Regions from separate parts of the Homo sapiens genome. Here region 2 is linked to region 1. The links are chromatin loops, found by intact Hi-C in ENCODE. Cell type or tissue: prostate gland. All regions are shown on one strand. Each heading gives the region's core, and the rest is flanking DNA. Links, peaks and the distances in the headings are about the cores only.

Evidence for each region. A loop is a pair of places that touch in the nucleus more often than their neighbours do. Peaks named below come from ENCODE experiments on the same cell type or tissue, not always from the same donor. Only the 100,000 strongest peaks of a DNase experiment are listed, where the experiment ranks them.
Region 2: a loop joins it to region 1, with 2.6 times the contacts of the local background. A loop is called at or near these places in 13 of 110 quality-filtered maps.

The regions. Positions count from the first base shown.
Region 1 is chr3:113,141,469-113,157,995 of GRCh38, reverse strand. All of the region lies in intron 1 of NEPRO-AS1 (NEPRO antisense RNA 1), which reads right to left. It overlaps LINC02044 (long intergenic non-protein coding RNA 2044), which reads left to right. Exons shown (of 4, transcript NR_110823.1): 3 at 4,508-4,724; 4 at 13,661-15,646. Among named protein-coding and RNA genes, the nearest start is that of LINC02044, 18 kb to the left of the region's middle. In prostate gland, for the core only: no CTCF peak of the experiment used is centred there; a DNase peak (open chromatin) is centred at 9,425; H3K27ac peaks cover 3,205 bases.
Region 2 is chr3:113,253,833-113,270,359 of GRCh38, reverse strand. It overlaps BOC (BOC cell adhesion associated, oncogene regulated), which reads right to left. Exons shown (of 20, transcript NM_001378074.1): 5 at 1,915-2,061. It overlaps LOC124909409 (a long non-coding RNA gene), which reads left to right and starts at 2,061. Exons shown (of 2, transcript XR_007096006.1): 1 at 2,061-4,268; 2 at 6,857-10,595. RefSeq lists an enhancer at 4,692-5,310. In prostate gland, for the core only: no CTCF peak of the experiment used is centred there; DNase peaks (open chromatin) are centred at 5,919, 7,159 and 8,119; H3K27ac peaks cover 673 bases.

The DNA.
Region 1 (16,527 bases), core at 5,402-13,401:
CTAGACTCCATATGCTGCTTCAGGGTTGAAGATTGGGATATTCCCCAGGGTCAGAGCTGGATGCAAATTCCTTCTCACTCTGTTGCTCTTCTGCAATTCTAGCCCCCTCTCCCCGCAAAGCAGCAATCCTCTGTGGATCATATCATGGGATTGTCTTCATTACTGGATTTCTTAGAAACATCTGGCAGCAGAGCCGGGCCTGTTCCAATTCTCTGAGTCCTCCCAGACCACAGGAGTTCTCCTGAATGATCAAGTGATCTTTCCCCTGAGCCTGTGGAGGAAATTTGTGCTGGTCTCCTGTGCTTCTCTCTGAACAGGAGAAGGTTGTTTATTCCACATAATTAATGGACAGAGAAACTGGGCCTAATTTATTTTACTCATAGGAATGCAAGTCTGTTCTTTCAAGAGAGGAATGTGTGTCTTTGCCTCACCCAAGCAGACTCACAATTTTCCCATAAAGGGTAGATACACTTGGGCCACTTGGGCCAAAGATGAGGGGAAGGAGCAATTCTCAAAAAATCTCAAAGAGAAACAATACAGTTTTAAAGAAATAATGTTTGTTTTGACCATATCATCTTAAGCACTTTTTGTGATCATTTAAAATGATTATTGAAAGGCATTTAACGAGGATTTTTTTATTAGACCTTTGTGCTAGACTGGATTCCTGTGTCCTTCCAGAATTTGCTAACTCTTCAGGAAGAAGAGTTAGAAGTTAAATGTCCTTTAATTTATCTCAAATCAAGAATACTGAATTTTACTCGCACATCCTAAGCTAAGGATGGCACATTTCAAATGCCTGCTTGCTGTTTACAGAGCAGTGTGCTAGGGACAGAGATAAATTACAAAGGCCATGGTTCTGAGACCCTGTCAAACTGCATTTGCAAAACTCTTTGCAGATGAATTCTACGAATTCTTTAGAGTACATCAGCAAAACCTACATTCTTCTCAGCAGAGGCCATTAATTAATTAATTTCATATCCCATAATAGTTATGTGTCTATGTGGTGGTAAAAGCAGACAATGGGATTGGAAAAGCATAGTTTTAGACTCAGGCCTGTGTCTGAATGCCAGCTCTGTTATTTCATACTAAGTATGTATTTCATACATAGCCTCTCTTTGCCTTAATTTCTTCATTTGTAATCCTGTCTTGCAGGATTGTTGTTACTGAATGTAAAGTTCTTGACTCATGGCAAGATGCTTCATAAATGGTAGTTATAATTAATATACAAAGTATTTTCAGTGTTTAACTTCTTCTGAAACCTGGTAAACTCAAATCAAGGTGGCCATTGGCTTCAGCATCACCTCCCAGGACGTGAATACTATTGTCACTGACTTACTGTGGTGCCTTTCCTGCTCTCTCACTTCCCATTTATTCTGCCTGGAATACCATCTTGTTTGGGAAACTTCCCCTAAGCCCCTAGATTGGGTTAGGTGTCCCAGTGCTCCTGTTGGCTCCTGGGCTCATCCCAGTGGCAGCCCTTAACAGATAGTATTCTATTTGTCTGTCTGCTCTGGGGACTTTGCTTTGCTTTGAGAGTGCACAGATCATGTTTGTCACTCTCTCTTTTTTTTTTTAATTAAACAGTTTTATTGAGGTATAATTTACACACCATAGAATCCACTCATTTTAAGTGTACAATTCAATGGTGTTGCAGTAAATTTACAGAGTTGTGCAACCATTACCACAATCTAGTGTTAAAATAATTCATCAGCTGGAAGAGATCCCTCACACTCATTTGCAGTCACCCCATTCCCACTCCCAGCCCTGGGCAACCACTGATCTACTATAAATTTGTCTGAACATTTCATGTAAGTTTGTAGATTCTTTTCTAAAGATTTGTCTGGACATTTCATGTAAGTGGAATCATACACTATGTATTTTTTTGCTATCTCACTTTTCACTTAGCATGCGGTTTTTGAGGTTTATCGATGTTGTCGTATGTATCAGTAGTTCAGTCTTTTTCCTTGATGAATGCTTTTCCATCGTATGGATACATGGGGACTGTTTTTTGTTTGTGCATTTGCTTTTTGTTTTGAAACAGCGTCTCACTTTGTTACCCAGGCTGGAATGCAGTAATGCAGTGGTGCGATCTTAGCTAACTGCTTCCATGACTTCCCGGGCTCAAGCGATCCCTCAGCCTCAGACCACAGGTAGCTGGGACTACAGGCATGCGACACCCACCATTCCTGGCTTATTTTTGTATTTTTTTGTGGAGTTGGGGTTTCGCCATGTTGCCCAGGGTGGGGACTGTGTTGTATACACTAATATGTATATTGTGGCTAGCTCAGTCCCTGCATATAGTAGTAAGCTCCGCCTCCCAGGTTCCTGCCATTCTTCTGCCTCAACCTCGAGTAGCTGGACTGCAGGCTTCCGCCACCACGCCCGGCTAATTTTTTTTTGTATTTTTAGTAGAGACGCATTTTCACCATGTTAGCCAGGATGGTCTCCATCTCCTGACCTCGGGATCCTCCCGTCTCGGCCTCCCAAAGTGCTGGGATTACAGGCGTGAGCCACCGCACCTGGCCGAAAATGTTTGTTTCTTGAATTAAATTCGTCTTGGGATATTGCAGTTAGTCTGACATATTCATATGCACAGCACAGTCCAATACCTGTGTCTTGTTTTGGCAGTGTCCAGCCATTACTTCAAAGGACTCCTTAGCAGCTTCTTACCTTGCCTTCTTCACCTTGTGTAGATTTTTTAAAATTCTAAAGTGAGAAACAACTTCTTTTTCCTTGCTGTTTTGACCTTATTTTCTTCTCATTATCCAATGCAAATTTGAAGTGCTCATATTTGTCCCAACATGTTGTAAGTATCTCATAAATATTAATGATAATGTAGTAACATATTAATAATCATGTATTGAGCACCTCCTTTACTGTGTACCTGCCATTATTTTAAGTGCTTCGAATACTTCAATGAACAAAGACAAAACTCCCCACCACCCTCATGATGAATGTATTCATATTTGGAGATCCCTAATATCAGCAGTGCTTAAGAATTTGGTCTACATAAACCTTAACATGTTTTTCAAACATTACTAAACACGAGGTCAAAAGACATGAATAAACTCTTCAAACAGGGGAATACAGAAAATTACTCAACACATAGAAAACAGATCAGCCCAATAATAATGAAAGAAATGAAAATATAAACAAACTTATATAAGTTAGTGAAAAAATTATTTTATTATTATCAAAAATAAATAAATAAATAAATAAATAAAAGGCTGGGTGCTGTGGCTCTTGCCTATAATCTCAGCACTTTGGGAGGCCGAGGTGGGAGGATGGCTTGAGCCCAGGAGTTCAAGACTGGCCTGGGCAACATAGTGAGACTCTGTGTCTCCAAAAAAAAAAAAAAATTACTCGAATGTGGTGGCACATACCTGTAGTCTCAGCTAAACAGGAGGGTGAGATGGGAGGATCCTTTGAGCCCAGAAAGTTGATGCTGCAGTGAGCAGTGATTGTACCACAGCACTCCAGCCTGGGTGATAGAGCGAGACTCTGTCTCAAAAAAATAGAAGAAAAAAAAAGAGGAGACTGCACTTTTTGATACACAGAATGTATATACAAAACAATGTTAGTTAAAACAAAAGAGTGAAAAATATTATGCATGAGCTGACATGCATACTTGTATTTGAGAATTTTTTGGTGACCTATAAAATGGAATTTAAAAACTCAGTAGCCACACTTACAATCTGCAATCTGATTTCCTTGGAAAATATAATCTCCATTTCTACCTCCTCCTTTGCCAGTTATTTGCACTAGTATATCAAAAGGACATTCTTCTTTTTAGGTGCTGTATCCAAGCCTACTTCATCAACACAGATTCCCATGAACTGTAGAGCAGCAGGGTCAGAAAGGACCCGGAGACCAAACAAGCCATACTTTCATTTTACAGAGGCAGGAATGTCCATAAAGAGGGAAGGTCTTGCCTAAGGTCTCTCTGCTAGTTAATGGCAAGGCTAGTATAAAACATAAGTTTCAATCTTCTTCAGTACTTAACACAGTCACTGGTACATAGTAGGAATTTGAGAACATTTGTGGAATGAATGACTGACTTTCATAATAGAAGACTGACATGGCAGAATTCATTGGAAAGCTCACATACTGGGAGTCTTGCTTCTGGGCACCCAGCTGAGAGTCAACATCTGAATATGAAAGATTTGGACTCACAGAGCAGAACCAAAACGGAAAACAAAGTAAAAACCAAAACCGAAAACCAAAAAACAAACAAAAAACAAGGAAGGGAAACCTAAAGCCATGGTCTGGCTTGGTAGAAGGCTACTATTTGACTTAAAATACTTGGAACATTAGTAATTTTCATGGGTGTGTCTGCTGTTCTACAGATCTAGGTTCTGGGCAATTAAAAGCTATGGGTTTATTCTGGTTTATTTTAGGCAGCCTGCTGTGGCCTCTTCCTATTGTGGTTGAGGACATTGTGTGGATGGGCAAATGCTTGGCCTCCTATTTGGATTCGAGACTAATGCTCATTATTTTATTTCAAAAGGAAGAAGAGCTGACATAAATAGTTCATGGAGAGTCCTGGTGGGAGAAGGTGATATCTGTCTTACTGCAGAACTAGGGTAATATGAAGAAAACCAACATGGAAAACCGTGTCTCCCTCCTTGTGTTGTTTTGGAGGCAGTCCAGGAAAGGAGGACGGATCTACTTTCTAACTTGTGGAGAGATCATGGGCAAGTCACCCTGGTCTAAGTTTCTTCAAGGTAAATTACAATCCTGATTAAGAGGTTCAGAGAAGGTAACAGACATGAAAGAATTTTGAAAAATATAATATGTTATATTAACTTGTGGTGGTATATGATGGAGTTGAATTCAGCATAGGAAATAATTTTTTAAAAAGCTGTGTTGTGTTGCTACTTCTTTAAAAATGATGGCTAATAAAAGAGAATGAGCAGAGAAGGCCGTGCTTATAAGGAAGGAAGGAAATAACTGAATGATGGGTTTTTACATCATAGAACAATGGTAAAAACATCTTTGGCTGCAGTTTCCTCTTGTCCACTCATCTACCTACCAGCTGCTACTAAACATTAAACATTAAAGCATGGTAAAGAGGACTAAAAAACAAACAAACAAACAAACAAATCACCACCACAACAACAAAAAACTAGGCAATAATAGACCTTTGCTAAAGTTTATCCTCCTTTTCAGCATCCTTTTCTATCAGCCTATAGCCCATCATAGAACCCTGGCAAATATTAAATAGCTGTGGTCGAACAGAAAAAAACAACAGTTTTAGAATTAAGAGTTGGGTGTGGGCCCGAGTTCCTGCACATGTTGGCTGTGTAACCTGGAGAAGTTTTTTGTTTGTTTGTTTGTTTGTTTTTGAGACGGAGTCTCGCTCTGTAAGTTTTAAAAGTCTTTCTTATCCCAGATTTCCTCATCTATAACAAAAGAAGAACAGCCTACTATCCGGGCAGTGTCCAAATGAAATAATGTTTGTGAAAACCCTTTACAAACTGTAAAGTGCATTAGAAATGCCTATATTGTTATTCCGTCTTTTTGCCTCAGTTTCTTCATTTGTAAAACACGGCCAGTGACACCCATTTCACTAGGATATTTTGGTTCCCCGTGAAGCCCTCTGCAAGTAACTGAGTCTCATATTATACCTCACCCTAGATCTACAGCCCCTTATTTCTCTACCATGTAATGGAATATTTATTTCCAGCCTGACATTTTTGTTTTCTATTGTCTTGTTAGATATCACCCTCAGAGAGCTTCCAATATACTTGATAAGTGAAGACCCTCCCATGATTTACCTGCCCACACCTCTCTTTTTACAGGGGCCTGCTACTGTAGAAAGCTGGGACCCATGTTTGACAAGAGGCTCTTGGTTCTCTCCACCAAGAGGATTTAGGCATTCACCCTTCTTCAGACACTCCTGCCATGCTGATTACAGGGAGACCCCAGAGAGGTGAAAAAGCAGAGTGGACCGTGACAGCCTGAAGAACATTAAAAAAGAGCTTGCAGACGGTGCCACTAAATGCCTGAGACACTGAGTGAGAGGAGGGGCCCCATCCACTGAGCTGGCCGCCTCCTGTCTTCCCTCAAAACAGATAGCTCTTTCCATTCACTTCCACATGCGTCTATTCTCTGCCTCTTGAGTGGGCCTGAAACTGGAAAACATCTGCACTAGTTTCGTTTGGGTGTGATTTATAAGGACTCCCTGCGGTCCCCTCTCTCCCTTCTCCTCCTCTTCACCTCTGGGGCTTCGGGGTTTGGTTTTTTTTTTTTTTTGTTTTTAAACAGGCTTGTGTTTCTTGAGACTGGGTCACCTTGATTTATTATGCCCTGGACTCATTAACAGAAGACTCTGGGACAGGTCATTTATTTTCTGAGTGGTAATTTCCTGTCCTACCCCAGCCTGGCTCAGCAGGGGCCCAGTGGAGCACAGACTTATATTAGCTGCACTGTCACCATGGGAGAACAGAATTGAGCAAGAAAAGTTCAGAGGGCAAAAAACATCTCTTAAGAGCTTTTCTCCTTACTCTGATGATTTCCTTCAGAGTCCCTTTTGGTAGCTCCCTGTCTCTCTTTTTTTTTCTCCCTTACCCCAGCAAATGGGATAAAGTTTAACAAGTTGCACGACTGCCTTCTTAAAGGAATAAACACTGGCCTTTCTTCTCTGTTTCATGTTTGAGTGATCCAACATTTATATGCAAAAATAAAAGATAGGGAGGATACTAGTGGGCACCCCAAGCTGAGGATGAATTAGATGAATTAAACAGTCCAAATTTTTACCAGGCCCTTGTTACAATAATATATTCACGTTGAGGCACTGAAATCTGATGTGTTAATTTTTAGAGAGACCAGAAGACAAAGATAAAATTACTCAAGATTTTCAGATAGGATCTTGGGATGAAGATTAAAGAAATTGACATTATTTAGCCTAAAGTTCAGAGGCTGAAGAATGATTTATTAACTGTTTCCAGGTCTCTGGAAGGTAGTTACATATAGGAATGATGGTGACCAGCTGTTTTCTGACTGCACTAAGGATAGAATGAAAGGAAGTGGAATCAAATTGTAGTAAAATGGCAGAATAAGTAGTCATAAAGGTGAACATCCATGGCTAAAGTCTATTGAGGAAGATGAGATATATCTTTAAAGCTGTAAGCTTGTTAGCCCCATTTTATAGGTTAATGAATGGAGGTTCAGAGAGGTTAAAAAACTTGACCAATGTCCATCACTGAGGAAGTGACAGAACCAGGTCTAGCTGGACTCCACAGTGTATGACAAGGCTGACTTATATGGCAAAGAAATTAACAAGAAATACAGAAAATAGTCATTTTATGAAGTGCCATTAGCCTAGATTGGCTCATGTGCAGAGGACAGGGGATTCAATTCTGTGGACTTAAGGTCCTGGGATTCTGTGCTATACCTGCCTCTGTGTTGGGAGGACAGTACCCTCCATTCACTCTCAGCCCAACAGACAGGCAGAGAGGGCAGACAAGCACTGCAGTTTCCCTGAAACAGTCTGAAGATTTTTGGCTCTGTTTGTGCTGGTCATGTCTGTTGCTTGTCATGGGCTGCACTCCCAGACGAAGGCTCTGGTTTCAGGAAGGCCATGAGGATGATGGGTTGTGGGTGTCCAGGGCACAGGAAAGACATCCCTCCTACGCACAGTGCATGGCGTCCCAAAGGTTCATCCCTCATGGGAAGGCCAGTTAGTTAAGGAGGTTCCAGAGTTTGTTCCACGGTGAGGATTGGAATTTACGCAGAGCCACCAAAGTGGCTAGAATTCGTCCGAGGAGCATGCAGAGGTGGGAGGAGCAAATCCCAGCTGTATGATTGTCCATGCACATGGGCCAGTTTGGGAATGGCCATGATGGAGGAGCAAGGCTATACGAAACTAGGACTGATTGACCGAATGGGAAGGATGACTAACATGTGCTGCATACTTACTCTGCCAGGCACTATTCAAAGTTGGTGAACTATATTAGCTCATTCAGTCTTTGTGGCAACCCTATAAAGTCAGTAGTACTGTTACCAGAAAGGGGTCCTGATCCAGACCCCAAAAGAGGGTACTTGGATCTCGCTGAAGAAACAATTCGGGGCGAGTACATACAGTAAAGTGAAAGCAAGTTTATTAGGAAAGTAAAGGAATAAAAGAATGGCTACTCCATAGACAGAGGAGACCTGAAGGCTGCTGGTTGCCCATTTTTATAGCTATTTCTTGATTATATGCTAAACAAGGGGTGGATTATTCATGCCTCCCCATAATTTCCTGACTACACCTTGGCATTTGTAAACTGTCATGGCTCTGGTGGGAGCGTAGCAGTGAGGACGACCAGAGGTCACTCTCATCGCCATCTTGGTTTTGGTGGGTTTTGGCAGGCTTCTTTACTGCAAGCTGTTTTATCAGCAAGATCTTTATGACCTGTATCTTGTGCAGACCTCCTATCTCATCCTGTGACACGGAATGCCTTAACTGTCTGGGAATGCAGCCCAGTAGGTCTCAGCCTCATTTTACCCAGCTCCTCTTCAAGATGGAGTTTCTCTGGTTCAAATGCCTCTGACAGTACTGTTGTTAGCCTCATTTACGATGAGGAAAAGAAGCACAGTGAGGTCAGTAACTTGTTTGAGCCCAGCAGCTAGGAAGAGTTGGAGCTTGAGTCCAGGTCCAGAGAGAGTCTGACCCCAGTAGCTGTATTCTTAATTACCTCAGTTTAGGATGAGGTGCTTAAGTTCCTCCCTCTCCCCCACCCCTGGAGGAACTTTTGCTCTGGGGTCACTGGCTCAACAATGACATAGCTTCTTGCTGCCTAGTTTATAAGAAGTACTAAAAATTGTAAACATTGTTCTAATTTAGGGATTTTATATTCACTCTTTCTCTGCCTCTTTCTTTATCTTAAAATAGGCTGGAGGAGAGAGAACAAAAAGTAAACATTTGTATGCTCCCCAAGTCAGGCCCTTGGGTATTCGGAGTCTGTAGTTGCTAGTTAATTAAATTCTGTAATTGCTCAGTTAACTGTTTGCAAGGTGTGGGAGGCTGGTGGAGGAGGAGGGCAGGTTTTCCAACAGTAAATCCTACAGGGAGGGGCAAGAGAAGAGCACCAACATCTGCTACCTGCAGACCTTGAGCTAAATGTTTTCCCATTAGTTACCTCATTTTCATCCTCTTAACCGTCCTTTGAGGTGGGTGTTATCAGCACAATTGTACAAATGAGAAAGGTTGTGTAACTTGCCTGAAGTCAGATTCTCTGTGAACAAAGGACCTGGGATCTGAACCCCAGAGTGTTGCCCTCCAAAGCTGTGCCCAAGACACTGTACAGTATCCACTGCTATGGACAAGACAAGCTTGACAGAGGACCCAACAGGCTTAGCCAGGAACACAACCCACAGCACGCAGGTGAGATGGTTCTGGCCACACCCTCCAGCTCAGGCTCAGCTCAACCCTTCCTCCTTCCTGGGAGCATGTCAGCCTTCCGTGTGGGGAGCAGCAAACTGGACAAACAAGAAGCTCTTTTCTGGGCTGTGCTCAGCCAGGGGCCTGGGGCATAACAGGATGGTTAATGCAAAGCTTGGCAAGCCTTCCCGTTTTAATTTAGGCCTCCTCCCAGGAGGGAATCCAGAGGCGGGAACATGAGAAAGGGAAAGGAAAAATAATAAGAGATAAGTGAGAAAAGAGAATATTTATAGGGCTTGGAACATCTAATGGAAACCAGCTGCCTTATTGGGGATGGGGGCCTCTTCCTTGCAGGGGATTATTAGGTTTTCTCTTGTACATACCTGTGTGTGGTGGGGGGTCCGGGCAGAGAGACAGCGACAGCAGGGACCAGCCTGGAGGCAGGGTGGAGGGCTGTGCTTACTGTACATTGGCCATCAGAAAGTGGCTATTCCCCTCCTGGCCTCACTCCACCCCCACCTCCTGCCTTCATTTTCAACTGGAGCTGATTCAAACCTGCTGCTCGTGGAAGGAGGCCATGAGTGCAGGCTCCAACAGAAAGATGATACGCGAGGGGATATGAGTGCGAGAGAGCGGGGCAATCAGAAAGAATGAGAAAATGAGACGAGGGAATGGAAAAGGTGAATAAACAGGGGATGATGAGGGAGGGAGAGAGATTGAAAGATTAAAATATTGGCCTGAGTGGGGAGCTTGGAAAGAAGGGAGTGAAGTCTAGAGTTGGAGCAAATTCAGAGCTGATCCTTCTGGGCCCTGTTCTCTCTCCCACAGACTCAGACGGTTGCAATAAAGATGTGTCTGTTTGAGATTTTCCAGGTCCCTTTCCCATAAATCTGTATTTCCTTCTTTCTCAAGGTCTTTGGACCAAAAAGTCTCATCCAAGAATTGTGTAAAGAACACTTAAAGGTGGAGGAGGCATCATAAATGGGAAAAGTGTGATAATATAGGGCTGGAATCTGGGGCACACATTTAGAAAGACAGCAGCCAAATGCAAAGGCACTTTCCAGAGGCCAATTTGTCCTGAGGCTTAAGCTCTGTGTCTTTTTATTTCTAGCTTTCTCTTAGGCTCTTGGTGAGTTGGAGAGGATATGTTCATGAATTGTGGAGTAAAGTTCTGTGTTTAATTGATATGAATTCAATGATATGTTAGGCCAGATAAAGCAAGAGAGAGCAAGAGAGAGTGAGAGAACACCATTTAAAGAGTAGGGATGATTTGCCCATCTTTTAACACAATGAGCAAGAATGTTAGGTGAGCTGAGCTGAGACATGTGAATCTACTCTTCCCTTGGTTTCTTTGGTCTTGGTTCTCAGATAGATCTCATAATATCGGTGAATTTATGTTTAAGGAAACAAGAATTTTTTTAAATAAAAAGTTGTCCTTTACATAAAAGTTCACTACTTTATCTCCTACCCAACTGAAGGAAAACACACAACAAGTTACGCTGCTTTTGTTGAAAAATGGTGTAGGGAAAGAAAAGTAATTTTTTCTTCAACTTTCAGAAGTTCTTAGATGGGAACCCTATCTAGACCCCTGTAACATAAGACAGATTAACAAGAGAAAAACAAACAGAAGTTTATTAATATGCATTATTTTATATATACATGGGAGATACCCAGGGAATAGTTCTCAAAGAACAGTAAATTTTTAAAGAAGTGGCAAGACAAAGGAAAAAGACTTTAAGTCTCTAGGGAAGGCAACTTGGAGGAAGGCAAATTAAAGGCTGGTTAGTAAAGCTTGTTTGTGTAGATTGCTCTGGAACCATCTCCAGGTTTATAAGAGTTCCAAGCTGTCTTTAGTGGTTAACCTTTGTTCTCTCTGGTAGAAGTGGGGTGATAGGGTGCAGGATACCTATTGTCTTTGTAAATCTATGTCCTGCTTTTAGGCAAATAGAGGAAGGGCAGAGAGCTTTTCTGCATCTGTTTCTTCTTAATTACCATCAGCTCAACAATCCTTCATATTTTGGGGTGGCATATTTTGGTCTCACACAATGGTATAATAATGTTCTTTAAGGACAATTTAGGGGATTTTCAAGCCATTTTAATCATTTGATCTGATTAAATGTTAAGTGCTTTTCAACGTCCCTTTTTAAATGTTAAGTGCTGCCTGTAGACTTCATTGTCCATTGAGGTTGGCCAATGTGTGAAAATGTTGACTATATTTGGACTTATGGTTGGATTAATGGACAGCTTTCTCCTGATTACCCAGTCCACTGGTACATAATAAATTAAGAAAGGTCCACAGGCCCCCTGAACTCAGGCAAAGCTCCAAGAGGGGGCAACAATAACCAGTGTGATGGAAGCCCTCTCCTTTCAACTGAGTCCCTTCCTCTTATCTGATCACATGCTGTCACTCCTATCTTTCGATTGGAAACAAGTACCTGTCTTGCTACCATATGACACCCCCCTAAGTGCTGGAGTGGCTCCTGAGCACTGTCAACATCTGACTAACAAAGACAACCTCTAGTCTCGGTAGTATCTCAAGGAGGTCTTCTTTTGTGCTTTTCTATCTTATTCAAAATGTTCGCCCTTTACATTAACGCAGCAACAACTTTACTGTGCCAGCAAGATTAGAGAAAAAGTCAAAGCAGTTCAAAGCCCATGCTGACAAAAATAGCAACATTCCCTTAGAAAAACAATAATTACTACTGTTTTAAGAACTTCGGAAAAAAAAGTGAAATGTTGAAACAAAAAGTGGAAATGTTTTCCCCTTTGGAAGAAATTTCTGCTCAAACTGTTGCAGCTCTGGGGCAGCCTCATCTTGCCCACAGAAGCATCTGTCTTTCAGAAATGAAGACTCTCCTTAATCATCCACAGTTCATACGCTCCTGTGATTTGTAAAAATGGATCTCATAAACTCAGTCAGAACTCTCATGATGCTGGGGAGAGAAGGGATTTCAAGAGTTCTTACATCTCCCTACTGTAACTTCCAGGTCAGACTGCTGCTGGGTCCTTATTCTTCAAGACCTGCGAGGAAAGCTATTCTCAACCTTTCAAAGTGATGCCAAAGAAAGGATGCTTTGGCATTTTACAATTTGTTTGCTGGACTCTGCTGGTTTGGTGCTTTTTGAGTCGTGATGTTCCACATATCCAGGCTGTCCTTTAGATTATATATATATTTTCAATTTTTATTTATTTCTCAGTAGATCTGGTGCCTTAAAAAAAAACGAGATATCTCTATTTGTGTCTTGATGAATTATAAAAGACATTTCCCACCCTTCCTTCTGTTCTATGATCAATTGTCTCCTTTCTCTCTTTTCACTGTTGTCTTCTCATTTGCATATATTTTACATGGACTTGCAGATGTAGGTCAACCACTTTAATTGTGTGAGTCAGAGTGTGTTGGTGGGTAAAACACAGCATAAGTCATATTTTTCAATGGCAGAAACATTATGTGTGGCATTGGCATTTGAACTTATTATTATTATTATTATTATTATTATTATTATTATTTCTTGAGACAGAGTTTTGCTCTGTCACCCAGGCTGGAGGGCAGTGGCATGGTCATAGCTCACTGCAGCCTCAAACTCCTGGGCTTGAGTAATCCTCCTGCCTTGTCCTCCTGGGTAACTGGGATTACAGTTGGGCAGTACCATACCTGAATAATTTTTAAAAATTTATTGGTAGAGACAAAGTCTCACTATGGTTGCCCAGGCTGGTCTCAAATTCCTGGGCTTAAGCAGTCCTCCCTGCTCAGCCTCCTAAAGTGTTGGGATTACAGGCGTGAGCCACTGTGCCCAGCCTGAATTTCTTATTCTCACCTCATGAGTTGGTTTAAATGGAAACATTCATTATTTAAATGACCTAGGATACCCTTATGTCAATCTGAATAGAATGTGTCACTACTCTAGAACTGGAAAATATAAACGTCCCAAGTACTATGTGAAACATTTAGAACCATGGCTTTTAAATGTCCTACATTTAGGTCCTGGAGAAAGGACCTAAAAAATCCTTTAAGTACCTCATGAGACAATACATATCCTGGGAATCTCCAGGAACAATCTAAGCTGTGCGTGATGACTTATTTTTAAGAACCCACTACCATTTATTTCCACTGGATGAATAACCCATCACAGAGATGGGGAAAACATGAACAATGGTAGAGCTGGGGGCAAGAGATGAGTACAAATTTGGTCAAGTGATTAAACCAGCTATAAATTTATTTAATCATGCTTTTCTGCAGGCAACTTTTCTCCATTTGATCTTAAAACTTCATGAGAGGTTCTGCCATATTCTTTGCAGGTAAACATTACGTGTGCCTTCTCTGATCTACCGGCTTCAACCATGGAATGGTCATCCCTGTCTAGAGACTCATAAACAACCATGGATGGAGCTGGCATGGCACTTGGAGGCTGGAGGTGGTGAGAGGTTGTTGTACAGAGTATTCAATTTCTCCAGTGAATTCATCCAGTCAGACTCTCATACATTGGCTCTCAACAGACTCTTTTATTTTCCCTTTTCCCTGCATAGTCCTTCCAACCTGAAATTCCCTTGCTTTCTCTTTGTATAACTAAATCTTAAGACTCAGGTTCACCTTCTCTTCCTCTGTGAAGCCTTCACTGAATGCAATTCACCCATAACTCCCCTCTCTTACACCCCGATAGCTGGTAGTGCCTATGTTGTCCCACTTCTTAAGTTTCCACATTGTCCAGTACTCTTTGTTAGGTTTCTGGGTATTTAAGAGCCACCAGCTGGCATTCCTTGCAGATGGATTCCAGAAGTCCCTGAAAAAGAAATTGTAGAGTCATATTGGACTCATATTGAACACAGAAGGAATAAATTGTTGGGGTTGGGTGGAGGCGGTGACTGGACTCACATGAGAATAGACAACTGATACACTCTTTCTTCATGGGAAGATATTTAGCACAGAGAGCATCCTTCTTTTCCTTCTCTGCTTCTTTCTCCCAGAGAGAGGGATAAGGAGACCTGGGCTTGAACCTGAGGAGACCAGACTGGCCTAGACTGGAAGACTGGGCTAAGCTGTGGTGAGCTGTTTGCAGTTTATAAACAAGTCCTGACATCCCAGTTTGGGTGTTGGCAAGCAATGTCTTCAGCCCAGAGAAAGTTCTCAGAGATGCACCAAGGCCTCAGGCTAAACTGCAGAGTAGGCAAAACTCTTCACCACTGTTCCTCCCACTCCTTCAGTTCCCCAGCACCCCAGATACCTCCAGCCCTCACACTGCCAACTTCGGGCATTCCTTCCTTGGTGTCTAACTGGGCTTGATCTTCATAAAGACTATATGGTGAAGTTAGCTTTTCCTCTTCCCACCAGGTACTGATCTCTTAAAACGAATAAGATGTAGGTAATCAAATTGGCTTTATCTTTCTATTAGGTATTCTAGACTAAAAGCTCCATTAAACTGATGTAATTTAGTAAGGGAGATGTTGGGGGGCTAAGGGCTTTGTCTATCTCTATCAGCTGCTCTCCTCTCCCCACAAGCTAGACTTTGGATAAAATACCAGATAACAGATTTTGTGACTTGGCACATGGCTTCCTTTCTCCCAGACTTCTTTGTGCCTCCCTCTTGCAACCAGCTAAAGAGTCATCCTTGTGGGAACAACTGGGAATTGGCACAGAGACTATTGGAAATCACAGGTGATCCTGGAACCGAGTGTCTCCCGAATGCCTTATTAGTACAAGCCTCTTGGGACTACTTGGAACCTTCCAAAGGGAATTTCACTCTCTTAATTTCATACTCAGTGCAGGATAACCTTCTATAATGTTCCCAACTGGCAGCAGCCAGCCCTGGATGAAGTACTTCCTGTAAGGAGAAGTTTAGTCCTTTCCAAGGCAGCCTGTTCCATTGTCTGTACTTGTTGGGAATCTCTTTTTGTATAAAACAGAAGTTTAGTTACAGTTTTACTTTTAAGGAATGTGGAATACATCTCTTCCCCATGACAGCTCTTCAAATTATTAAACAACAGTGTGGTTCTCAGTACCTCTCTCCCTCCCTCTCTATCCCCTCACACACACACACACACTCTCTCTCTCTAGGTTAGACATTTACATTTCCTCAATGTTTCTCATCTGACATGGCTTTAAGATCTTACAACCTCTGATTCCCTTCTTTGGACATTACACTTTGTTAATAAGAATTGGTCGGCTGGGCTCAGTGGCTTACGCCTGTAATCACAGCACTTCGAGAGGCCGAGGTGGGTGGATCACGAGGTCAGGAGTTCAAGATCAGCCTGGCCAAGATGGTGAAACCCCGTCTCTACTAACAATACAAAAAAAAAAAAAAATTAGACGGGTGTGGTGGTGGGCACCTGTAATCCCAGCTACTCAGGGCGCTTAGGCAGAGAATTGCTTAAACCCAGAGGCAGAGAATGCAGTGAGCCGAGATCATGCCACTGCACTCCAGCCTGGGTGACAGAGCGAAACTCCGTCAAAAAAAGAAAAAGAAAAAGAAAAAGAAAAAGAATTGGCTATGCTCCATTTCTAGAAATAGGCTGGAGTTGGGATTCTTACCCCCTTGATTTAATTTTAGTTAACAAGTATTTATTGAGTACCTAATATGTTTAAGGCCCACAAATCAACAAGGAACATGTCCCCAAGGAATTCTGTTTTATCCATTGGATAATTAATAGTTCCAATGAGACAGTTCACAATGAAAAACCCAGGTCTTTGCTGTAAGAACCTTCATTGCACAAAGTTTCTCAATCTTATTTTATGCAAATATAACTCACATTCACCTATGGCTTTCTTCCCTTTTGTTATTAGGCAAATATTCTTTCCTTCTCAATTATATGCTTCTCTGGAGTCAAGTAAGGGTGGAGTAACAGTTGTACCTTTGTTCATTCACTTAATGGATGTACTAGTTAGGGTAGGCTGAATTGCTGTCATAAATACATGCCAAATGTATAATGGTTTGAACACAATAGAAGTTTGTTTCTCATATAATTGCTCAAGGGAGGTGCTCCTGGCTGAAGCGCAGCTCTCTTTCACAAGGTAGTTAAGGGACCATGGCTTCTTAGACCCTGTGGCTCTACAGACCCTTAAGGCCACGTCACCCAGCACACATAAAGAGTGTGGAAGAACACAGAATAATTGACCCAGACCTGTTGAAGGTATACAACACTTCCACTTACATCTTTGGAAAGAATTTAGT
Region 2 (16,527 bases), core at 4,639-12,638, 110 kb before region 1:
TTAATGTATGCTGCCTCAGGGCTATTGTAAGGATTGAGAGGCCCAGGCTGCACACATGAGAGATGAGATCATTCCTGCAAGCCTCCAGGAAGGAGGAAATTGATTTTGGAGCTTCCCATCATTCTCCCTTCCCAAATGATGAGCAAATCTTCCCACCAGTCATAGCCATCACTCGGAATCGCCTCATTATTGCATTTCTGCTACTTGGAGAGGAATATTCTGACTTTCAACCACTGTCCTCCCCATGAATGCCACTGAAATCCTTTCTTCCACATCAGGGGCCTGTTAGGCTCTGTCTGCTCCTGGTCCACAGGTGCCCTGGGATGGTGCCTCACGGGTGTTCAGATTCTGTAGCTAGGAGGCAGAGTCACAGCTCCTGGACACCCCAGCAACTCGGGTGGCATTTGGCTTCCTGGCAGGTAAAGCTATGGCCATCAGTGCTGAGCTTTGCCCTGGTGGCCCCTCCTGAGAGCCGTGCTGTTGCCAAGCCTGGTGCCTGCCTGCTGCTGGGCCACCCAGGTATGAGCTGCTTATTAGCAAGTGCCAGATGGAGTGGGAGAAACCCTTGGCCCTGGTGGGACAGGCAGGCCTCTCCCAGAGGCTGCTGCCAACCTTCTGCTGGGGACAGCAGGGATTAATGCTCTTCTTCCCCTAGTCTCCAGTTAGTTCTGAGTGGTTGGATTAGGTGTTTTACCTTTTTGAAAACAGTTTTCTGTATTCTCTAAGTTTTCTATAATGAACATATGTTCCTTTCATAACCAGAAAGAGTTGATAAAAACTCTTAAAATCTATAGAATATTTTTAAAGGTATATATATATATTTTTTTTCTTGAGACAGAGTCTCACTCTGTCACTCAGGCTAGAGTGCAGTGGCATGATCTTGGCTCACTACAACCTTAGCCTCCTGGACTCAAGCAGTTAAAAGGTGTACATTTTGAGCTGTGGAGTCAGGTCAAGTAAGGTCTACTTGGCCTTGAGTATGGGGTCAGTTGTGAAAAGAAGCTGTCTTTGACTTCGGGGACAACCCCTTCCCCTCTGGCATTCTGTGGACCAAGTCTTGGCTTCCCTAGACCTGCTGCCGTGTCTGTCCACTGTGGCTTGAGCATGGAGCTGTGACAGCTGAGATAACTGCATTTACTATGCAAACGGGGAGAGGGAAAAATGAAGTCCACTATAAAGATTGCTCTGCTGCATGGGGAAGAGCTCCACCTCCTGCCAAGGAACCCTGGGGCTCCATGAATGGGCTTATTAGGCAGCCTTCCTGTGTGTGCCTGGAGGCACAGAGCTTCCCCAGGCAGCATGCAGAACCATGTGCTGAGAGCCTGGATGGAACAGCAGCATCTCAGTAATATCTTCTGGAGCCTGAAAGGATAAAGAAATTCCTCATGCTAAGACAGAGGACTTCCATAATGGAAGCCACCTGCTTTGGGACCCTACAGGACCAAATATCAAGAAAGAACACATGACCAAGCATGGTGGCTCAAGCCTGTAATTTCAGCCAAAGCGGGAAGATTGCTTGAGCTCAGGAGTTCTAGACCAGCCTGGGCAACATAGCAAGACTGTCTCTGTAACAAATAAAATTAAAGTTAGCCAAGCATGGTGGCGTGTGCCTGTAGTCCTAGCTACTCAGATGGTTGAGGAAGGAGGATCTCTTGAGCCTTGGTGATGGAGGCTGCAGTGAGCTCTGATTGTGCCACTGCACTCCAGCTTGGGTGACAGAACAAGATCCTGTCTCTTAAAAGGAAAAAAAGGGGAGGAGGACAGCTGGCTAGCATGAGGACAGGGCTGCTGGCATGTTGAGGGGGGTTTGGGAGACAGCAGCAGCTGCCCTAGCTTTGTTGAGCAGCGAGCGGTTGGAGGAGGCCAGCTTCCCTTCTGGCCTCAGCCTTGGCCTCTGGGCTCCTGCCCACTCACCTCTGGAGGCCTCCAGCCACTCTTGTTTGACGCTGTACCGGACCTGGGCTTTGGGGTGGCTCTCAGGCAGGTGGCAGGCAATGACTGCTGTGTTTCCCTCATCCACTTCAATCACGTGCTGCACATCTAACTTGAAGTCCTGGAGATCTGTGAAGAGAAGGGAAGGTGCTGGTTGGAGGACAGCAGAGCAAAAGTGTGACATTTCAGGGTGGGCTTGTGCCTTGGTGTTGTCAGTCATGACAAAGCTCACACCTAGGGGGATATCAGGGGATCCTCCGAGTTCTTCCTCCAGCCCCTTGTTGTCTACAGGAGTTTGTAAGAATGTGGGGCCCTCATCACTGATGGGGTTCACTTTGTATATACAAGCTGGGGAAAGGTGCAGAGAGAATCCCATCAAGGGGTGCCTCTGGCTCAGACCATCTGTTACACTGAGATGTGGGGGCAAGTTGGCTCTGCTTACACCCCAGAAATGGGGGGGGGTCAAAGTACAAATGTCCTAGCAGAGCTGTCAGCAGGCTCAACTAATGGAGATGGAAGGGAACGATACAAGAGAATGCTCATGTCTTTTCTCCAAGTTGATTGAGAACAGCCTTCGGAGGCTGAGGCAGGAGAATGGCATGAACCCAGGAGGCAGAGCTTGCAGTGAGCCGAGATCGCGCCACTGCACGCTGGCCTGGGCGAAAAGAGCGAGACTATGTCTCAAAAAAAAAGAACAGCCTTCCCAGGTTCTCCTTAGGCATCCACGATGACAAGTAACAGGCCTGAGATTCCACTTGGTTGCCGGCCATGGTTATAACCAGAAGGCTGATTCTTGCTGCTCAGGAGCCACACCCCACTTCACGGAGGATCCTTCCTTGGGGCTGGGGGCAGGACTCTGGATACCCTAAGGGTTTTCTAAGACAAAGAGGAATCTGCCAGGACAACAGGCAGCACCCTAGGGTGGCTTAATGGCAGTGGACTATGGAGGAGCCAGGGTCCTAACATGAGACTGTGGTCTCTGGCAGCCCCATAGCCATCTCTCCTGGCTTGGCACCATGGGATCTAAACTGGGAGAGCATGGAGATTCATCTAGAATAAAAGCAGAATGTTTCCCAAACAATGCAAGAGTCCAAACAACAAATCTCTCTTTGTATGAGACAAATCACTCATGTTGCTGAGTAAAACAGGGACCACTTGCACAACAAAACTGCATGCATTCCAAGCTGGAAATCTGGTTTTCAGGATTATAGCTGAATTTAAGAGGAGAAATAAAACTAATGGAGTATAAGACAGATGGAAATATTTTACCCAGACACTCTCTTCTTAAAGGTACTCAGAAAGCCCTGAAGGCACCTTCTCCGAATACTGGCCACACCAAATTCTGCTCAGCTCCCGGGACTGACAGCATTGGGACTGACTGCAATTTCACTGCAAGACTGCACCTGCCTCTGCTGTTGTTTCCAGTGGAGACCCAGAGAGGGCTGGAATCAGGTTTCTCACAGAAGACAAGAGATAATGACCAAAAACAAACTGGTGTCACCCTAGGAGTGCCTGGTGATTAAGGTACTCAGTGAGGTCAGGAGGCTTCCCACGTAATGGAACTTCCCAGCAACTCTTAGTCAATTCAAGCCAACACAGGGGAGGAAGCCCTGTTGTTTCTGTGAAAGGATTGATGTCCCTTTGATTACAATATTAGACTATGAACTCTTTAGGGGCGTGGACCGAGTTTTGTTCCTGTCTGTGTCCCCTGAACCTAACCCAGGTCCTGGCCCAAGTACACACTTGGCAAGTGTTGAATGAATAAATGAATGAATGTTAATGAATGAACGAATGAATATCTTGGAAGCTGAGCCCCACGAGTTAGGTACAAGATGCCCATTATGCTGCCTAGAAACTCATAGTTGAACTCATAAATTCATAGTTGAAGTTGGTCTACATTTTGAACAAACAGACAAGAGCCTAGCATAACAAATGTTCTGTGAACATTATATCTAAGTGTGGCCAATGGAAGCTATTTTGCAAATACAATGTTTCTTGAGACGTTATGTGGGATCTGAAGAAAGAAGTGAAATGGGTCTAATAAATGTGCTGTAAGAAATACATGCTATTCAAGGAGTGATGTGTTAAAAACAGTGACAGGATGGATATTCCATTCTCCATGATGTGCTTATTTCACACTGCATGCCTGTATCAAAACATCTCATGTACCTGATAAATATACACACATACTATGTACCCACACACACACACAAAACTTAACAAAAAACAGAGATTGGCTGTCTGATTCCTTTCTATTGCCCCATTTCACTTTCCAGGCTGAACAAGCATGATGCCTGCGGGTCAAGGCGAGATCTCTCATAGATTCCTTCCTGTGGGTAAGTGTAGGGCCTCCTGGGCTTTTAAATAATGATTTCAAAATTATTTAATGTTTTGTGTGTGATATCTGAGCCTAACTAAACGATAAATTCCTGGTGAGAAGCCTATTAATTTTTCACTCTTCACCCCAACCCCAAGTTCTATTGCATAGTACTGAGGATACAGCAAATGCTTTCTAAATCCTTGCTAAATAAATACAGTTTGGAAGGCTGAGCCCAAGGCCAGCTTGATGGGTGTGCAACCTGCCTCTGCACTTGATGGGGTAACACCCAGTTTAATGCTCTGCTTTCATCATCTGAAAATTCTTAATAATGCTTCAACAAGGGACCCTACATTTTCATTTTGCATTTGGTCCCACAAATTATTTAGCCCAGTCCTGGCTGAGCCTCTCAGCCAAGATAGCTAATGAGTTTTCTCTCAGAGAAGAGGAAGGTTTGGACTATGGGAAAGGAATTGCTTGAGCTCAACATGTTCTAGCTAAACATCGGTAACTTTGTTTTCTGAAAGCAATTCACTTAAAAAATGCAAAGGCCTTAATCCTCCTTCAGGCCAGTGCGCCCTGTACCTGCCAAGTCAGGAGGCTCCCCACAAAGCGAGCTGTGAATGATTGTGAGCTGTGAGTGATTGTGAGCTCAGGGGCATCTGGAAAATTCCTCAGGCGCTGTGAAGCACTCTCCTCCATGGTCGAATAAGTCCCAAACTACTCCACCAAGAGGTTTCTTTTTTTTTTTTCCTCCTCCTTTTCTTCACCTCATTCCAAGGAAATTTGCCTTAAGCAAAGAATATACTTAAAGCTAGCAGATCATTTTGCAAGAAAGATGTAAGGAACTGAAAGGAGTTTGGCACCAGGATGCCATCTCCATCTTCATGGCCCCAGGCTCCTGCCCATTGTAATTGAGGGCTTATCCAGGCACGGAGGGAGCATGCACTCTGCCAGGCACCCACCTCAGCAACCCAGTGGTAGAAAACACTGTCTCTTTTAATCCCCTCTTGGCTCCTGCTGCACCCTCTGACAGCTGCTCAGTTGGAGACAGAAGGCTGTGCAGTGGGGGAGCATGAAGCTGGGCACTGGTCAGCCATGCGGCCAGACAGCCCCTCTGTTCTGATGCCAACATGTGCACAACAGCCTGTGCAGGCAGGACCGAGGGCACCCCAGCTGGACATCCAGCTCCCCACAAGGGGCGACTGGCAGGCGAGCCTTCCTGGCTTCAAAACAAATAAGCAGCAGTTCGGTCCTTGGCCCTGTCCCTCCTACCCTCTATCCCCCCTCCCCCCGTGCCTCCTAAGCTTAAGCCTTAGCTTAAACACTCCCAATTTGGCTGCTTGAGTAAAACTTGAGTTTCACTAAGGGATCAAAGGCAGAATAATGAAGTGATGAATGATCTGAAAATCAGAGGACCCCTTTCTCTAGTGTTTTTGGACAGGAAGGGGGCCAGGGAGGGGTGGGGAGTTCATGATCAATAAGAGCCTAACCAGCCATCAGATGGGGCAGATGCAGAGAGGAGCTCTAGCTGGCGCATATGAAGGAAACCAGCCTGTTCCCAGGCCCCTTTGTCTGCAAAGCTGGTTTCCTGGCCGAGTCCCTAGGCTGCTCAGTGTGCTTCACTGGAAATAAGGGACAGGCCCTTCAATTACAAATAGGGTTAGCAGGCCTCCGCTGCAGAAAGATGGATCAGGTTTCATGGGGAAATGGTTTGACAGGACACCTGCCCTTGCCTGTTGGCTGGTGTGTTTGAGAAATCCATTAGAGGAATGTTTTTGCAGCTTTAATCCTCTTACCTTCCCTCCCCTCGCACCCTTCTTTTGCATCCTCTCTTTGTGCATTTTCCAGCTACTTCATTAACTTGTCCGCATTAATCAAACGCTAGTAGACCCACTTTTGTTTCTCAGCTCCCAACAGGTCAGAAGTCCTGGTCTTTGGGGCCATCTCTGAGTTTACTGACCTTATTTACTTGTCACAGAGCTTTGTGATTTCTGAGAAAGCCCATGATATTTTAGGCTCCATATAGAACCCGGCCCAGTTCCTTCCTTCTGGGAGCTCAGTTTCCAAAGGGAATACGTACACTCTGATACATCACTTCTGTAGGCTGTCTGAACACAGAGGCTACAGGGATGTGTTCAGACACACATCATGTGATGTACTCTGTGTTCTCTTCACATTCAAAGGGCACATCAGGCACAGACCCTTTTGGCTATGGGAAAAACAGAAAGCAAATTAGACTGTCAAAGGTACATAGATGTGGCTGCCATCAGCAGATCACATGTGAAACCGCAAATTGGCACATTTTATCTTGAATGTCTCTTGAATTTCTTTCTCACCACCTTCTAGTCTCTATCTTTCCTTTATTAATAAAAGGCTTGGCAGAGCTATGAATTAAATTACAGTATTTGGTGTATGTTCATGCATTCTCATAACACAAATTGTCAAATATTAATTGTAAGCTTATCCCCCAATTTTCATGGACTTTACGTGTCCAACTACAGGATGTGTTGGGTCTCAGTTAAATGCCCCAGGTGTAATCCATAAACCTATCAATCACTTCCAAGGGAGTTATTCATTCAATCTTCTCCTGCATTCTCCTTTAAGCTGCAAATTGAAGTTCGATTCTGTTTGAAGTAAGAAGAGAAGTAAGACGCCACCATCCGCTGGATGCTTCATGGAGTTACCAATATCCCCATATCCATGAGCTCTGCTGAATGCTTAAAGAAACTTTGGCCTTTTACCCCTGCAGGTACTTCTCATGCACAGTCCTGTCCTACCCTCCTGCCTGTTCCTGGGGATCACAGGACAAGCCTGCATTCCTCTACAGAGGTCTGGATGGGATCCATTAGGTCACGGGGCACCGCATGGGGCTCATGTGGCAATGCTGCCAGGATGACTTAGCAGCCTCAGGGCCACTGGCAGGTTTCTGGACTGATGGATAATTCTATTCCCCAACTGTCACAACCTCCAAGCCTCAACTTGTCCCTGTGGCAGCTTGCTGCATCTGTGGCTAATGCTACAAGGCACAAAGGATTCTGCTCTACTGGAGCACTACTCAGTGGCATGCTGATCCTTTGGTCCTTCCCTGCACCTCAGTCCCTTTTTGAGAGACACCCGAGGTGCAGGAGAAGTAAAGTCACTAAGAGTTTTCTCTGGTTGAGCTTCTGGCTCATGGCTATCAGACAGACTTGGCTGTAGAGTCTGAGAAGACAAAGGGTCCCTGACACTCCTCACTATGTTGCCCCTGGACAATATGGGGGCTCTCCTGTGTCCCAAACTGCTTCATTGATGGACAAAAAGTCCCAACACAATTCTCAACCCCCAAGTCACTTGAGGGACCATAGCTTGGCATGACCCCAAGGTTATTCCTCTGAAATAAAATGATCTGCAAGTGAAACGCCATGGCAGTTTTCTGCTGAGGATGTGGGACAACTACAGAAACAGAAGGCTGGAGCCTCATTGTGCTCTCATGAGGTCAGAAAGCCTGGCACCTGGTGAGTGGTTGGGGTTTACTGTGGGCTGGGCAGGCATCTCAGAAGCCATGCATTTGGGGTAGTGACTAAGTATTTTAGCCCTGGCACATAGACCCCCTGCAGCCCACAAAGCGGGACAAAACCAGCATTTGGTAAAATACCATCCCTCTGGTCATCATTGAGTCATTCATTTAGCAAGCCAGGTGCTGCAGAATTGTCTATTATGCCAAGCACTGCAGAAAATACAAAGAAGAAAAGACATAGCTCCTAACCACAGGGAGCTTTCAATCACATAGACAAGGCAGGACACAATAATTCACAAGCGTGGTGTTCTCCAGCGTAGTCCTCACCACCTCCACCAGCACTCCAGCCTAAGTCAACACTGTAATCTACAGAGACACTTAGAAACACAGTTGGCAGAGTGAGTACTGCTCCTCCCTTTGCAGGCAGGGAGACTGGATAAATATGTTTGCTGTCTTTGGGATTTTTTTCTGCCTGTCCAATTGCACAAATAATTTTGGCTCCCAAGCTCTCTCCTGACAACCATGGAAACATGACATGAAATTTCTCAAACACACTTTCTGATGAAAGCAAGGCATGCTCTTTTTTATTTAAAGAAAACAGTTTCCATGGGGAGGAAGAAGAAGAATTAAAAAAAAAAACAAACCTTTGTAGATGCCAAGCACATTAGTTGTTAAATCTTGTTTCTTTCTTTTCCTTTCAGTTGAGGTGGGATTTACACCCAGATTTGAGCAGTGGAAGAAAGCTGGGATTGGGGAAGAGATGAAAGAGACTGGGGGATGAGGGCTGAAAATCAAAGTCAAGACAGGAGAGAGAAATCTGGGGGTGGGCAGGAGGGGAAAGCAGGCCAGAAGGGAGGAGTGGGAGAGGAAGAAGGAGAGAGACTAAAAAGAACCTATTTTGCAATGTCATTAAATGATTTGCAATGAATTGGCCTGAGGCTTCAGGAATTTCTTGGCTTGAACCAATTAAAAATACTTCATTTTTAAAAAAGACATAAGAGAACGAGAAATGCGATTAATCCTCAAAGACAAGTCAAGGATGGAGCCATGTCTCCACTGGGTCTGGCAGCCAGATGAACACAGATGTCTGGTCTGTAGACCATCTCATCTACCCGACTTCAGGGCCGCTCTGAGGTAGGGCTGGTTAGCAGAACTGGGGAGTTTCTTTTGGACTAGATGAAGGAATGAAATAGTTAGAAAAAAAATATACTGAAGAAAGAGCAGAAGGAAAAAAAGATTTACTTGCCAGCAACCCACATCACACATATTTCTCTGATCAACCAAATACAAACTATAAACTTAGCAGTGGGAAAATTAATGTGAGTCCTGGTGGTCTGGACTCATCAGAGCCAGAGCTGGATCCTGGCACAGGCTTTGGAAGGGCTGGCAGCCTGTGCAAGAAGAGAGGGAGGAGAGAAAGCGGAGGCTGAGGAGCTGAGAGAAAGAATGGGGATGAGCACTTTGGTGTGGCTGTGATGAACAGAACTCCAGGTGGGAGAGACGGGGCAGTGGGGCCTGCTTTTTCTTCCCACACACCTGGAAACTGCATACTCCCATCAGCCTCGGTGGCACCAATCCCATCCACCCACTCCAAAATGCCCCTTGAGGTATATGTGAGGACAGTGGTCCCCAACCTTTTTGGCATCAGGGACGGGTTTCATGGAAGACAATTTTTCCATGGACCATGGGTGGGGAGACTGGGGGGGATGGTTTTGGGATAAAACTGTTCCACCTCAAATCAATAGACATTAGTTAGATTCTCATAAGGGGCGCACAACCTCCTAAATCCCTCGCATGCACAGTTCACAGTAGGGTTCACCCTCTAATGGTGAACCCTATTCTATTGAATGGTGAAAACCTGTTCTGTTCTGTTCTGTTCTGTTCTGTTCTTTCTGTTCTGTTCTGTTCTGTTCTGTTCTGTTCTGTTCTGTTCTGTTCTGTTCTATTCTATTCTAATAGAATCTAATGCCACTGCTGATCTGACAGGAGGTGGTGTTCAGATGGTAATGCTTGCTGGTCCACCGCTCACCTCCTGCTGTGTGACCCTGTTCCTAACAGGCCATGCACCACCATGGAACGGTACTGGTCTGCTGCCTGGGGGTTGGGGACCCCTGTGTTAGGTCATGGAGCCAAATTCACTGGCATCTCCCTGAGGTTCCAGAATTTCCTCCAAACATCTCAGTTTCTTTCCAATGTTGTTTTATGCTTCTGACATTCATCAATTTTTCTAAGTCTTTCTTGAATCCATTTGTATCTTCAACCTCTTTGTATCCTGAGTCCCTGCTTTATCCTTTCTTATATACTTCTTGAAAACTTTAAATATATCAGAATTTGAAAAGGAAATTCAGAAATTGTTAATTTACCCTGTGTATGCCCTTTTTCATCTTCTAGACCTCAAACATGTTTTATCTGGGAGTCTTCCTCTTTCATGACATTCACAGAAGGCCTATGGTGTGCCAGGCCCCGTGGACAGCACTGTGGACACAGATGCATAATAACAGTTCCTACCCTCCAGATAGAGAGGCAAGAAAGGGCTGTGGAAGCAAACCCAAGGTACTAAGGAAGCCGGGAAGAGAACCTACTCTAGACTTGGAAGTTGAAGGGGTCAAGAAACATTCCTAGAGAAGATACCTGAGTCTTGAAAACTGAGAAGGAATTAGTAACCCAACAGAGGTGGGAACTTTCTGAGGACGGAGATGGAGAGGAAGATGCTGCCAGCTGAGGGACCACCATTCTGAAAGCTAGGAGAAAGTGCGCGATGGAAAGTGGGCCTGAGGGAAAGGCTGTAAGCACCTCACTATTAATCACAATTCTCCCTATAGGAAAATAAATGCTGTTTCTACTTCAGCAAGTTTTTTTCCTTTTGTTTACATTTTTTCTCATTATGAAGTGATCATCCTTTAATTTGGATGTGAACACTACGTCTATTTGCAGGACAGACTCACTGTTCTATAGAGCTCAAGATTATTACCAGACTCCAAAAATGGCTGAAAGTCTAAAAACAAAGTCAAAGTAGAAATTGCTCAACTTTTCCACACACACACGAGAAACAGGGGATGCTGAGGTGTGAAGCTGTTTTTAAAAAATGAGGGAACCAAGGACTCATTTGCTCTCTTGGTTTTCTTTTTTGTTCTAAAGAAAGCATCTTGCACCATGCTCCTTAAAGGAGTCCAGTGATTTCAAGCCGGCAAATCAATCTTTCCCTTGGCTTCTGGTGCAAAAGGCTCCTCAAACTGTGTTTTGGCTCACTGAATCAACATACTACACAGCCCTTCCCTTTTCTCTTAGCTTAGAAAATGAACCCAGTATTGTATTTAAGCATTTGGCTGTGAGTGCAAAGAATGAATTGAGGACAAGGGTGGAGTGGGTTAAGAGTCCTTAAGGGTGTCCTTGGTAGAAGATGCACTATGAACCTGAGGTCTGTTTGGTAAATAGTGACCTCTGATAAATATAGAATGGGACTCCTGGCTGTTTGGGGCAGACATTTGCTGCCAAGATGCTCTGAGCAGAACTTACACCACGGATCTGTCTGGGTACTTGCACCAGGGCTAATAGGACTAGTGTAGCCAATGCCATTTGAAGATTTCACCAGAATATCAGGGATAATTCTAGTGAGCTATTAATTTCTGCCTGCATCCAGTAGAAAACAGAAAGCGTTGATGTAACTTTGTCCTAAAGCTATAAGGTATTCCTTATTCATTTCCTATTAAGATGCTCAAGTTGCTCAGGCACCTTTTAGATCTCAGCCATCTTTCAATAATTTTCTTGCCCAAGTGTCAAAGTAAAATACACATAACTTATGGTATGGAACAACTAAATTTCAAGCTGGCTCTCCTTTTCCAACTCCATTCCCCTGTGTGGAGCTGTCTCTGTCTCTCCCAGCCAAAGCAGGCTCACACTCTGCCCCAGCTGCAAATCTCCTTCCCCTCCTGGGGCAGCTTAGGAAGCCACCTGTGTTTTCTTTCCCTACAACCCTTCTCACTGCCATCCCTTCATCCCAAAGCAAAAAGCTTGTACAGGATTCCCTGATGCCCAAGCCAACACATAAATGTTTTTCCAATTTGGAGCGAATGGCTCCTCCTGTTTTGTCAGGGAGTCACTGGCTAACTGAACCAGACGGGGGCGGAAGTGGGGAGTACTGGAAAAAACACTCTAAGTTTCTTTCTTAATCAGAAAATGTTCATACCCAAAGAGAAAAGAGATGAGAAACAGTTAAGAAATGGGGTGAGCGGGGAACAGGATGGAGAGAGAGAGACAATCACCTGGTGGCTAGATTAAGAATTCGATTGAGCTCACCATGGAAATATCTCACTATGGAAATAAAACTTTCTATGGCAGTATCGGTGCCATCCGAGAAACTGAACTGGGCCTAGGTCTGAATACACAATGTTAAGAGCTGAATTTGGTTTTTAAAGGTCTGAGAAAGGTATGTGAGGACTCAGAAATTAAAAATCAAGGTTGTCTTGTACACATTCTTCAAGGCTCAACTGCTGAGTCTTCCGCAATCCCCTGAAATGGAAATGAATCCTTGCTAGCCTCCGAGCTCCCATTAAAATCTGTTCACATTTCTGGCGGGCAACTCATGGGGCTGGCTTGCTTTATGACTAATGTGTTAACAAAGTCCACCTTCTCCATTAGACTGAGAGATGTTCAATGGCCAGGACCAGATCTTACTGTGCTCTGTTAGAAATTCTAAATGTTCCCAATTCTTAGGGCACCAACCTCCAAAACATCCAAATATAGGAGTCAGCACTGGAGAATGAGTGCTTTGCTGTTTTTCAAGTGGGACTCATGAATTTTGGTCTTGCCTTATTTAATAGAAGCCTTTAGAAATAGAATGCATTAAGTTGTAAGGTATTGAGGACAAAATTAAATTAAAGAGGTAGATTGTTAATTGTAGTAAGAAAATATATTCTGGGAAGAAAATTATAATGACTGTTGGAAATGAAAGATAAATTATTTTATTAATTGAGTTCTTGCTTGCTTGTTTCTTCTCTCATCCTCTCCACCCCTACACTTCACAGAGGAGTTGAGAAAAAAAAATCTTGAGAAAAAATCAAGACATAGGTTTTATATATATATTTAAAAATCAAGACTAGGGGAAAATTAGGAAAGGATAGTCTTAATAAGATAGCCCAAATTAAACCACAATTTTGCTCTGAGACACCTGTGGCCAAAGAGAATCCAAACAATATGCCTCTGCCAAGGTGAGAGGACTTCATGAAGCTGTTTCTGCAACCAGTGAATGCATCTCTGGTAGGGGCTGGGGCAACAGGGTCTCTGTGTCTGCATCTTCCAATGGTCAGCTCCACCCAAGGTTGAAATCCAAAGCATCCAGAGGTTTGAATGGAGCTCATGGCTCCATAAAGGTTAAGGAATAACCATTGTCCTGGCAGCGTGGAAACATCTCCGTCTAAAGGTGCCATTAATGATTCTGGGAGCTGGACTTAGGGAGAATCTAATTTCTTCACATTGTCTCCAAAGAGACATATTCCAAAAGAACTCCAGGCAGGTGGTGTATTTCAGGTGGACAGTAGGGGACTGTGATGGTTAATTTCATGTGTCAACTTTGCTAGACAATCTTTTACTTTGAGAAAATAATTACCCTCCCTAGTGGGGATAGGCCTCATTTGATCATTGAGGGTATTAATAGCAAAGACATGTTTTCCAGAGAAGAACACAACACAGAAAATATGCCTGAGTTTCCTGCTTTTACCCTAAGACTGCAATATCAATTCTTACCTGAATCTACAGCCTGCATGAGCTAACTCTTTAAAATAAATCTTTGTATAATATATAATTATACATATACAAAATTAAATATATTATACATATATATATACACACACACACACATATATGTATTATTGGTTCTGCTTCTCTGGAGAACCCTAATACAGAGATAAAGGAAGCTAGAAATATTTTAAGAAAGAAATCGCTACAATGGTCCTTAATGGACTATGGACTATTCTAGTTCACAGTCAGAACCTAGGTGACCTTAGTGAAGTGTGTGATGGGAATTAGCGGTTAGGGGAGCTGAGCAAAGAGACATAGCTTCTGTTTGTAAGATTCACCATGCTGAAGGCCAGGGTCAGCCCAGCCTGTCAGTGCAAAACAACAGCTGTCTGTATACGGCAGCAGTTGAGTGGGCAGCAGTGAACCCACAGGAGCATCAGTGAGCAGCTCTGCGGGCTACACTGACAATGCACCATGACACCGTGGCTGCTCCTGAAGGCGGCTGGGGTGGGAATCTGAGTTAGAGAGCACATGTATATAAGGAACTAAGAAAGTCACAGGAATGGGTTAGTTCTCTCTTTATAAGAAGCCAGCCCTCTATTGGTTCTGGTTATGACTGGAAGCTCTGCCACCCTCTGGACTGTCTTCCTAAGGGTCACTCCCAGAATGGAACTGGGCAGTACAGGGCTGGACACGGGCTTTAGAGCCTCCAGAAAGGAGACACTCCAGAAATGTTTGACAACCACATGGGCGAACAAATAAAGCCTGGGATTTCTAAAATGCTCTCAAATACTAATATTATACATTCTCCCATTTATCCTCAAAAAACCCATGAGACTGGTGATGTAATTACTGTGTTCATTTCACAGCTGTGGCAGTCAGTCTAAAGACCAAGTGATTTGCTCAAAGTCATGGAACACTTAAATGGCAGAGCTAAGGCTTAAACCCAGAATTTAAAAATTTTTTTTAGCTTCTTGTTTTTTCCATTATACCAGTTTGGCCCTTCATTTTATTCATGGGTTAAATTAAATTATGGTAACAAAGGGCCCCTGGTCACTTTGGACATTTTCTCAAAGTCAGAGATTCATGAGGTTGAGTGGCGAGGGGGACTCCTTCCTTTCTTGTCAGCCACCTTGCCTGCTGATCTCTGATGCCAGAGACAGGACCATTCAGGAGTATATGCCTGGCCTTGGCGCTAGGAGGCCTTAAGGAGCGGTGACCGATCTGTTCTCAATTATACCGGCTGCAGCTTAAGACTTCACATTAACTTGAGGACTAAAATTCCCAAGTTTAGAATTATAGGTAGCTACCTGGTTACCACCTGTTTTATTTCCAGCTACCAGTGGGACCTAGGGATGATGGGAGAATTGGGAGAATAAAATTATCAAAAAATCTTAAAAGTTAAAAATAAACAATTATTAATGGTTGACTGTTAGAGGTAAGGGATTGAGAACAGCTTTTCCACTGCCAGCTCTGATGAGTCGGTTGTGACTCCTTGCCATACTGTGTTGAGAACAGGCCTGAGGTGGAACTCAGGGTCCAGTAAGAAGGAGTGGAGTGCTCCCTGGCAGGGTCTGCTGTTGGTTCAGGAGCAGACTGGGAACAGCTGAGCTGTGTAGAGCGGTTGGCTGCCTGGTGTGAGGCTTGTGAAAAGGGAAAGGGAAGTGAAAGGAAGGAGTTCAAAGTTAAAAGCATTTCAAAAACCAAGAATTAGACAAGATGATCTGAAGCAGGGCATTGGCAGCAAGAAAGTTTTTCTTTTTTTTTTAAAGTTTAGGTTAAATAGGAAATAAAAAACTCTTCAGAGGACAGCGAGATGGGCACCTCCACAGAGCATGCAGCAGCCATTACCCACATGGCCAGGACAACCTGGGGTGGAGGGAGGGAGAGAGTGCAGGTGAGACTCTTCAGTTGATTTGACCTCTGGCTCCATTTTACCGAAAATCAAAAGATGATGTCACCTGGTCAGGGTGAAGTACAAGTGGACCCTCCAGCTTCCAACACTGGACCAGAAAATTATTCTGCTAGAGGCCTCCCCTCCACCCCTGAATCCTCAAGCCTGGTCCTAAGCCCCATGACCTATAGCCCCATGACCCTTCTAAAGGGTGGATGCAGGAGGTGGCATCTTGCCAGGTAGGCCAGACAGCAACTGCTTTGTGCGAGGATGAACATGGGACAGCGTGGAGAAGAGGCCAGAGGAAAAGGAAGCCTACCATGCTGAGTGTGTGTGGGTGTGCATGCGTGTGCACCGGCACGCCGCTGCCCAGTCTTTCCTCTAAATGCAGACCGTGCCTTCGGTAATCCCGTCTACCACTTGGCCTCCCTCATACATCAGCCAACCAGCAAAACACAGCCCCTATTCTGCTCAGGAATGTGCTTTCAGAAACTTAATCTACTGCTGCGTCTGGGCCAGATCCCCTAATGGCATTAACCCAAAGACAGCACCCCTTTCACTTGCCCCCACCCACCTTCCCGCCACCTCGTTGCTGCCTCCTCCAAGCTTTGCAGTTCCACTCCACCAACTCCCTCTTTTTCATGACACAGCCCCCCATGCCTGCTCTCTCAACTTTCAGCACTTCTTCTTTCTAGTCAGGCCCAAACATTTTGCCTTCTGATTCATGTCTAAATGACAAGCCAATAGTTCTTGGCTTTCAAATAAGCCCAGCTCGGCTTCTGCACAAGCCCCTTCTTCTCTTACTGTGCCTTCTTGGGTTGCAACCAAACACTTCCCTTTGTCCTTTCTGCCAACCACAGATCCCCTCAAGCACCAGAGGAAGAAGCAGCCAGGAATATTTTTAAAATGAAGGCTAATAAATTGTCTCTCCTCACACAGATACACCTTGAAGCAGAAGGAAGGCTCCAAGATAAATCTTCCACTCTCCAACTCTCCCTTTCCCAAACAATAAAAGGTTCAGCCTGGCTCCTAATTAGGCCAAATGAATGGTTATGGTCTTGAGTCTCTACAGACTTGTGCTGCCCATTTGCAGATGAAACCTCCCTGTTGAATGAGCAGTGCTGCTCTTTAAGGGCACACGCATTGCTA